Linked DNA regions of Homo sapiens: region 2 is linked to region 1. A link is a contact called in ENCODE Hi-C or POLR2A ChIA-PET data. All regions are on one chromosome and are shown on one strand. Each heading gives the region's core, a stretch centred on a gene start or an enhancer-like site at or near the end of the contact. The rest is flanking DNA. Distances are from core to core; before and after follow the strand shown.

Region 1 (5,220 bases), core at 1,996-4,495:
TTAATGTAATTACCATAATTACTGACCTCTCTTCTGAGAGTCTTGGCCACATGGAAGAGTTGAATGTTTTCCCTGAATGCGTTGTCTCCATACAATGTATGCCCTTAATTATAGAACATGATGTCATAAGTTCTGATTAGGGGGTTGCCCTAGAGGAGCTGAGGATTGGCCCCAAAGGCATAAGGGGGCCAGTTCAACTCATAGCCCACCCTAGTCCTCCCGGTCACATGCAGGTAGCCAGTTACTTGGTAATTAACAAAACAAGCTTGTGGTTGTTGCTGTCGTCCATTTTACTCCTATGTCTTTTGGGGCCTTCTTGGGAAATAAAGGCTTCCTTTTTCCTCATGTACCTCATAATTATTGTGCCCCAGAACTGCACATAATTATTATTATTTTTCCATTCAGGAGTTAATGCTTCAGCCAAACAGGTCTGGACGGAAACCCAGTTTGCGTTCAGAGGAAAATAGTTGACTATTCTCAGACTAGACCACTTGAGGGCGGCATTGCCTTAGGAGAGTGTGTTTTGACCAACTAATACATAACCTAAGGAGGAAATATGCAGCGTGGGTGTCACAGGCACATCACTGTAGTTCAGGGAATAAAACCACAAAAAATGAGAACATACTTCCAGGGAGTCAACTCACATTTAGGAATGAAGGAATAAATGTCTAATTTTAAATGTGGTTGCAAAGTTTTTTTTTTACATAACAGAATTGCTTGAGGCAGGCGCGCTGTAAACCATTTATATGGGGAGGGATTTATTCTGTGAAATGAAGTGCTATTGAAAAAAAAGATAATGTCCAGTGCAGTGTAGGAACAAAAAAGGCAAACTAAAATATATTGCACAATGAAGACTGGGGACAAAATCATGAGTATGTTTGCAGGTCTTCATAACCCTCTCGGATGCACATAGTTCTTCACCATGGACATGTCCCCATTATAACCTCTTTTAATTTGGCAGGGAGCTGCTCCTTTGCCTTTCCTTCATATTTTGGGGGTCAATCCAGATGAATGAGAGAAAATAAAAGAGGGGGAAGAGAAGAGAAGGAGGATGGTATGCCCCTCTGTACTTGGAGAATCACTAGCGGTGGTCTCAGTCACAGGGAGACAGACTGGTTCCGCTCATCTCTGATCCTGCCCCAGTAAATTACTTGCAGATATCTTTTTGGTAGTTTTCACAGGATGCTAATAAACTGATCAGCCTAGTATGCTAGAGATATTTAAGTTCTCTTTCCAAATATCACTGCATACATACCTAAATAACAGACCAATCATTGATTTCCAGAAACCTGTCTGGAAGGCATTCTACATTCTTTCCTTTGCTTCTTTTTATGGGCCACAGAAAGAACACGATAGTTCTTGAATACATTTCCCAGATTGTCCAAAGAGGTCAAACTCTTAATGTTAAGCACAGTTCTTTTGAGACTGTGGTTGTGGGGGAGAAATTAAAGAAAGATCTGGAAGCTAATGGAAGCTACTCAGATGAGTAGCTTCTTTAGTGCAACCTCAGCTGGAACGTCAGTGACTCTTGAAAATTCTTTCTTCCCTCCCAAGTCAATATCCTATCAAATTGCTTTCTGTATTTTTTTGCAAATCTCCAAACAGAAACTCATGGAACACAGAGGTAATCTTGGCTACTTTGCAGAGATGGCCAAGGAGATTAGGTGTGAACTTCTCCGGTTTTCTTCCCTTCATTGTTAACTTTGCCTTTATTCATCCCTTTCAGTCTTTTCCAGGATCTTGTTCCATCAAACATCTCCCTACCTCCACCCTTTTCTTTTCAACCTTTTCCTCTGTACTTAATGGGGAAAGTTCTTTACCTCATTTCTCTTTCCAGCATCTATTCTCTCTGCCTCCATTCACACTAGATTCCTTGAAACAGGTCTACACCAGACACCCCCATGCTCTGGCCTTCCTTTACTATTTCCCTTGCATTATTTTCTCCGGAAACTACCCTTTAAACCCCACCCATGAGCTACTCATCTCCAGGTGGCTCAATGGTTTCTTCTCAGCTCTTCCTCTTAGTGCATTACATTCCTATTACCATGATGGCAGCATTGATCTAAAATCCCCTGACCTCTCTCCCTTTGAAATACTTTCTTCATCAGAATTCAATAACAAGCATACTCACTCGCTGAACATTTCTCCTTAGTCTCTGTTGGCCCCACTTCTACTTCCTCCTTGATATAAGAATTTTTCAGTACTCAGCCCCTTTATCTGCTGTGTTCTTTACTGAGCTCATAGAATCCTACAACTTTAACTACCACCTCTTTGCTCATAACTCCTCAGTAATATTTCTAACAAGCTACGTGCCTGCCCTTCCAACAGGATATTTGTCATTTCCACATCTATGTCCTATATCATAGGCAAACATTTCCAAAACAGAACTCATCTTTCCTGCACAGCCTCCCCATATCCTGGTCCCAAACTGAGTTCCCCTCCTTACCTTTCCTCAACTCTCAAGTCAAAATTTCAACTATCCTTGACTTCCCCTTTGTCATTTGTAAGTTGACTGGACATGGGGAGCAGAGGATTATGAAATGTCTTTTCAGAATCCCCCTTCTACATGCGTTGAGAGTACTCTATTTCCAGCCTTCATTTCATCACCTAGACTTCTGAAAAGATCACCAAACTGGTGTCTCTGTCATGAATCCCCTCTTCCTCATTCCAGCCCAACCAATATTTGGCCATTAGCTATTTTCCAAAACAGTCCTTTCCATACAAAAGAAACTGGTAACATTAGTTGCTTCCAAAATAGGTGACTGGGAGACGCAGATGTAAGAGAGAGAAAATTTACATTATGTACCATCTTGTTCCTTTAAAATGCTGTGCCTTATAAATACATTAGCTATTTAGAATAATAATGTTTAGTTTAAACATTAGATATTATCTGTTTAATTAAAAAAATCCTCTTCAGTTATTCTTCTGCTCAAAATCCTACACACATTGCCTTTGGAACAAAATCAAACTTCATCATATCGTTCAAAGCCCCTAAAATGACCCTTCTACTTTTCCCTTTACTCTGCTTTCAGTCTGCCCTCTGACACACTCCACAGGCCAGACACAGGCCAGCACTCTGGATTCTCAGGCTTCCAAACCTTTGTTTAAACCATTCCCTCTGCCAGTGGTGTCTTTCTTCATCCCAAATTGAAGTCCTACCTTCCTTCCAGCTTCACCTCAGATGGCACCAATTCCAAAGTACTTTTCCAGATCCCAGCATTTAGAACTACTCCTTCCCTTCTGTAAGTTTCCTGGCCTAAGCACTTGATGAGTCTATCAAAGTCAGCCTGGTTTTGTAGTTATTTATGCACATGACTGTTCTTATCTTTGTATATTTTGCACTGCTTGGTTCAATGCATTTCACATGATGGATACTTGGGAAGTGTTTCTGAATGTCATTGGTCCTCAAGACACTGAGAAATCCAAAATTAGAACTGTTTGGATATGAGACCCACTGGCATCTTTTTGTCATTTACTATTGTTTGTCATTGACATTAAGAAGTACAAAGCTCAATGGGTTCCCTTTAGGTCAATGCTTCTCCTAGTGTGGTCCTAGACCTGGAGCACTTGCTAATGTGAAGATTCCCAGGCTCCAAGAAACCTACTGGTTCAGAGTCTCTGGGGTAGGATATGGCAATCTGTAGATTAAATACGTATCCCAAGTGCTCCTTACGTACACCGAAGCTTCAGAGCCACTGCTCTAGTAGGATGTAGCAGGGTTTGGGGGAAGGTTGTAGAGGCAGATAATCCTTGAGGTTTGATCCTGCTTGTCTGCTCAGTGCTCCTTAGCTTCTGCCAGTCCTTCAGCCCTGCTCCTCAGCTGGGTTCATGCTCCTGGCTATGCCTCGTGCTCCTGGAACATGATTTGCCGTCTGTCTCTCCTTTCAGAAGACAGCTGAGCTGTCAAGCTCTGACTCCCTGTGGAAGCTGTCTGGTGCTGGCACATTTTGATGGAAGAGGGATGCCTCAGACTTCAACAATAATCTCATCTTTTTTCAGTCTTCTCTTCTCCCCTAAAACTGCTGTAGGCAAGTGACTATCCTCTGTGTTGTAGACAGGAGGATCCTGTGTCAAGAAAACATTGAGACTTGCCTAAGCCACTGACATATTAATAGAGTTAATGTCAAAAGCCTTGTCATCCAACTGGGCATTCTCAGTGACACTGTGTCAATCAGCAAGTCAATCAATTAACAAGTGTTTAATCAATGCCAATTAGGCATCTAGAAGTGTCTTGTTTAACATCTGCTGGCTGGGCTGGGCCCTGCACAGAACTTGGTTCAGTGTCCTTACAGTATCCCTGATCGAGGATCTAATTCTGTACCATGTCATCCACAGTTGGCTGCCTTTGTGGTCACACCAGGTTGCTGGGCTATATTTCATGTGAACACCACCATTTACTACATTATTCTGTAGGCCCTAATGAAGTTAAGAGGAGCAGGATACGGGGGCCAGCTATTTAGCCCTCCGATGTGAACAACTCTTCAGCAATCTTAGCTTGATGTTGTACCTCTCACTCTGTTAGGTTTTCCTTGCACTCCCATTGAATTAAAATTAGAAATTCTGTGGACAAGGATGTGACTCTATGAAAGAAACCTTCTTCCCCTCTGCCAATCCATATACATGTAAAATCCCCAACCCCCAGCATAAATGACCTTTGTTCTCACAATTTTAAATCCTTTTATAGGTTACAATTAATATTTAAACCCACCCTATGGTCCCCAAACCTTTCTAAAAGTAATCAGCCCATAGGATGCCCTCTTGCAAAAGGCTACATTTTCTATACTTACATTTTCATTTATTTTCTAATAGTCACAGTGGAAACTGTAACCATGAATGTACAACTCAGTAATCCAGTTAAGACTTGCTTTTTTCTGCCAACTTACTCTTTTATGAGCCAGAGATAGTAAAATAAGTCCGACATGTTTAAAAATGCCAATTCAAACTTGAATTTCTATGCCAAGAATGTTCTTTGGGTTAGGTCACTCAGAGTACTACAAACCAAATTTCATGTGGTTTTCAAAGTAGCCCCGAAACTCGACCTTCATCTCAATTGGCATTGGTGATACCAAAGGTATCTATGAGAACATCACTGGCCCATCCCAAGTTTGAGAGATGATAATAGGCACATGTGGCCATTTCCACTATATCTAGTCTAGGATTTAGTCTATGATTTAGACTACCCAGCTGTATTTTAAACTAGTCCAAACCACGACTGGCCGC
Region 2 (4,872 bases), core at 1,379-3,878, 96 kb after region 1:
TACTGGTACTAAAACAGAGATATAGATCAATGGAACAGAACAGAGCCCTCAGAAATAATGCCGCTTATCTACAACTATCTGATCTTTGACAAACCTGAGAAAAACAAGCAATGGGAAAAGGATTCCCTATTTAATAAATGTTGCTGGGAAAACTGGCTAGCCATATGTAGAAAGCTGAAACTAGATCCCTTCCTTACACCTTATACGAAAATTAATGCAAGATGGGGTAAAGACTTACATGTTAGACCTAAAACCATAAAAACCCTAGAAGAAAACCTAGGCATTACCATTCAGGACATAGGCATGGGCAAGGACTTCATGTCTAAAACACCAAAAGCAATGGCAACAAAAGCCAAAATTGACAAATGGGATCTAACTAAACTAAAGAGCTTCTGCACAGCAAAAGAAACTACCATCAGAGTGAACAGGCAACCTACAAAATGGGAGAAAATTTTCGCAATCTACTCATCGGACAAAGGGCTAATATCCAGAATCTACAATGAACTCAAACAAATTTACAAGAAAAAAACAAACAACCCCATCAAAAAGTGGGCGAAGGGTATGAACAGACACTTCTCAAAAGAAGACATTTATGCAGCCAAAAAACACATGAAAAAATGCTCATCATCACTGGCCATCAGAAAAATGCAAATCAAAACCACAATGAGATACCATCTCACACCAGTTAGAATGGCAATCATTAAAAAGTCAGGAAACAACAGGTGCTGGAGAGGATGTGGAGAAACAGGGACACTTTTACACTGTTGGTGGGAATGTAAACTAGTTCAACCATTGTGGAAGTCAGTGTGGCAATTCCTCAGGGATCTACAACTAGAAATACCATTTGACCCAGCCATCCCATTACTGGGTATATACCCAAAGGACTATAAATCATGCTGCTATAAAGACACATGCACATGTATGTTTATTGTGGCTCTATTCACAATAGCAAAGACTTGGAACCAACCCAAATGTCCAACAATGATAGACTGGATTAAGAAAATGTGGCACATATACACCATGGAATACTATGCAGCCATAAAAAATGATGAGTTCATGTCCTTTGTAGGGACATGGATGAAACAGGAAATCATCATTCTCAGTAAAATATCACAAGGACAAAAAACCAAACACCGCATGTTCTCAGTCATAGGTGGGAATTGAACAATGAGAACACATGGACACAGGAAGGGGAACATCACACTCTGGGGACTGTTGTGGGGTGGGGGGAGTGGGGAGGGATAGCATTAGGAGATATAACTAATGCTAAATGACGTGTTAATGGGTGCAGCACACCAACATGGCACATGTATACATATGTAACAAAACTGCACATTGTGCACATGTACCCTAAAACTTAAAGTATAATAATAAGGAAATAAAATTAAAAAAAAGAACATAAAAAATCTCATGCACTGCATAAATATGTACAATTATTATGTATCAATTGAAAAATGTAAAAATTTTAGTCATGAAGCAGTAAAACAAAGTAATAGAAACTCACTGGTTTATCTCTATATTTTTAACCAAATTGTATTTCTGACAAAAATGGCACAAGTCAAGCTTACCTATTCAATAAGGGCTAAAGCTTTTTACCAATATTTGTGGAGAAGGATTTAATTTTTTTTCATTTTCCCAGTTTCCCAATAGTTCCTTTTAAATTCTCTTTTCAACCTCAAGTACTTGCCTTTGAGGGAACTCTGAATCCCTTGAGAGTCCCCAGTGGAGGGTAGGGTGCCTAAAGTTCCAGTGACCAAGGAGCTGGGGTGGGAAGGGAAAGGTGCTAGCAGGAGTAGACATTGCTGGCAGAGCAGATTGTCAGCAGAGGTTCAAGAAGAGAGATTTCAGGTGACAGAGAAGTTCCCATGAGACCCAATACAAAGGACAGAGGAAACAGAATAGAGAGGTCTTACAGAGCTAGGAAAAGGACTTCCAGCTCATAGTCAGTGAATCATCCCCACTCAGGAAAAGAAAGCCAGGAAGAAGAGATTTCTAGCCCAGGGAATTGGGGAATAATTCCCACTCCCAAAAAGGAGGCAGGAAGAAGAGCTTCCAGCCCAAGAGATACCTTTCAAAAGAAGCCTGGGGACTGGAACCCAGCCCCAAAAAGTATACTTATACCTTTAGAATCAACATCTGTCCTTGCCAGCTTCAAGGAATGTTTGTCTGGAACAATGGTTCAGAAGTCTGAGTTACCAGCGAATCCTCAGTCAGTCAAGAGAGAAGACAAAGGAAAGGCACACATTCAGTGTCCTAGGTGAGAGTCCTGGGGGTCCAATGATGAGTCTAATCCTATCTGAGTCACAGCACAATAACTGTTAAAGAAAAAATTACTTCATAATATTCTTTAATATTCAGGACCATTGCAATAGGTATAGGGACCATTGCAGTGGGGAAGTGCAGTGGGGAGAGAGAATGGGTTCAACCATGAATACAACATAGGCAAGTGGGAATTTATAGCCAAGGGGCAGTAAGAGGATGCTGGCTAAACCAACTAAATGGGATTCTTGATCAGACATCACCTTGGGGATGATGGAAGATAAAGAACCTGCTCATACCAAGTATGACCAGATATCAAGGATAAGCGTTCTTACTAAACTAACTTAGCAGGATTCTTTGCTAAAACTGGATTGTACAAGGAAGTATACAAATGGACCTAGCAGAAGACTCAGAAGCCTGACTAAAGTTTGGCCAAGCAAAGAATCTTTGACGTTAGTCATCAATTATTTACCTACTTGGCTTATGCAGTGTTTGATGTTAGGAGTACACTAGTGAATAAAATGTGACCTCTGTCCCCAGGGAGCTGACAGTTCTAGGGAGGGTACAATGTAAAGAGAGAAGAACAATGATGGGATTACACACAGAGTATTATGAGAACACAGCAAGAATAAAAGAAAAAATCCAAACTTTAATGTGGAAAGATTGGTGCATGAGGAGTGGAAGGATTCTCACAGCAGATTCCTGGAGGGATTTATGGCAGAGTCTTAGAGGCTGAGGAGTAGTAACTGGTAGAGGGTGAGAATAGCCTAGAGGCAGGCCATTCCAGACAGAAGGAACAGCACAGTGCTGGAATATTCCAGGCAGCTCTCTGTTAGTCTTGAATAATAAAGTGAGAATCAGAAAGCAGTGGATTTTTTTCCCCATAGGGCAGAGTAAACTTTTTCTGTAAAGAGCCAGATTGTAAACACTTTAGGCTTAAGGAACCTTTGAGTCTGAATTCAACTCTGCCTTTATAGTGCAAAGTAACCATGTCCAATATAAAAGTGAATGATCATGGCTCAATAAAACTTTATTCATAGACATTGAAATTGGAATTATATATTATTTGCACAAGTCATGGAATAGAATACTTGTTTTTTTTTTCTAACCACTTAAAAACGTAAAAACCATTTGTAATTTGCTATCCATACAAAATAGTGTTTGACCAAATTTGGCTCATTGGCTATAGTTTTGCCTTTTCCTGCTATAGAGCAACCATGGGGCCATTAAAGGATTTTAAACAAGAAGTTGGCATGATCAAGCCTGTGTTGTAGGAAGTTCATTCTGGCAGCACTGAGGGAGATAGATTTGAAAGGGCAGGACAAGAGGAAGGCAGAACACACAGGCTGTCCAATCTTTCCACCTGGAAAGGCAGGCATAAGAACACTCTGTAGTAAATCAGTCAACACCAGAATATTCCAAAAGCATTCCTTCCCTCCCCATTACTGCCCACCATTCTCTGACACTGTGATTCTTCCTCTTATCTCATCATCCTCCCCATCTCAAACACACACTATCGCTGCCAGCTGCCACCTCTTTAAAATTCTTTCAACAGAGTAGAGAATAGACAGCGGTGCTGGGTGACCTCCAGCAGCATGCTTCCTTAGTTTCTGGGAAGACAGTGATGGCTTAGTGAGCACTGGGATGACCCGACCTTCCTCCAGGCCATCAATGAGTGCCAGAGATGTAGTTACAGTCTTTGGAACATTTATTTTCCAGTTGACAGAATAAGTATTTTTTTAAATTTTCATTTGGCAGATCAAGTCATGTAGTCTCAAAAAAAAGGGAATGATTAGTTCCTTTTGCTGCAGGATAATCCAAGACTTTGCTAAATATCTTGAATCCTGATTCAAAAATATTTAAAATTAAATATGCCACAAAAATGCTTAGATATCAAAATTATTTTTTAAAGATTAGAACTAAAACAGGAATATCGTTGGTAAGTCCTCAAAACTCACAGACTACGAAAACAACAGACCATGTAATGAAATTCAGGAGGAATTTTAAAAGGCAGAATGAGAACAGGTTCTCTTTCCTTTCAATGTTGAGTTCTTTCTTCAAAGAATTAATTGCAGAGCTTTTTTCACTCACATCTGCTAGATTTAAGATGGCAATATTATCCTACCTTTGGCACAATGCCATTTTCAAACATTACTGTTGCTGTACTATAGAGTCCATCTTAAGCTTTTAAGGTACTTATGTATAGACCTGAACCAATCTTGTTCCAGACGTGGCCTGTGTTAACATCCCTCCTCCTTTCCTGTTGTACAGACAGAGGTGAGGTCACTGTCAATTGAGGGGATAATTTTAGGTGGCACTATATTATTATCATCGTTCTGAAATTCTCCCAAAATGGAGAAACATAAAATGAAGGAGAACATAGTAATGCAAGATGTATAATAACGTGTGCTTCTAAAAGAGTAAAACAGAAAAAGCCAGAGTTGACTACAATAGTAACTCATTCTAACAAAAGCAGCTCTGTAATCTGAGAATTGCCCATCTGTTATACCCACACAAATAGTAAAAGCCCAAGAATGATATAAAAATCTTTCAATTAATTATGTGTGAAAATCTATGACAAAAAAATTTACAAGAATTTAATCATTATGGATT

The links. Hi-C counts contacts between places; a loop is a spot of excess contacts on that map. ChIA-PET counts read pairs that join two places held with the same protein, here RNA polymerase II (POLR2A). Pooled maps may share reads with other maps.
Region 2: a map of heart right ventricle shows a loop between it and region 1 (4-fold over the local background). The contact joins the enhancer-like site here to the promoter of SYNPO2-AS1 in region 1. A Hi-C loop is called at or near these places in 3 of 168 maps with a recorded cell type or tissue (PC-3, heart right ventricle and mammary epithelial cell) and 4 of 50 pooled maps. POLR2A ChIA-PET finds 5 or more read pairs at or near these places in 1 of 52 experiments (WTC11).

The regions. Positions count from the first base shown.
Region 1 is chr4:118,981,474-118,986,693 of GRCh38, forward strand. It overlaps SYNPO2-AS1 (SYNPO2 antisense RNA 1), which reads right to left and starts at 3,246. Exons shown (of 3, transcript XR_939120.3): 1 at 3,160-3,246. The region is part of intron 1 of SYNPO2 (synaptopodin 2); the gene reads left to right.
Region 2 is chr4:119,078,408-119,083,279 of GRCh38, forward strand. No RefSeq gene overlaps it. Among named protein-coding and RNA genes, the nearest start is that of MYOZ2, 55 kb to the right of the region's middle. Within about 2 kb of position 2,629, at least 4 of the 41 ENCODE cell types and tissues checked have a DNase peak (open chromatin) inside an H3K27ac peak, as active enhancers do; they include heart right ventricle, where a contact is called at or near this core.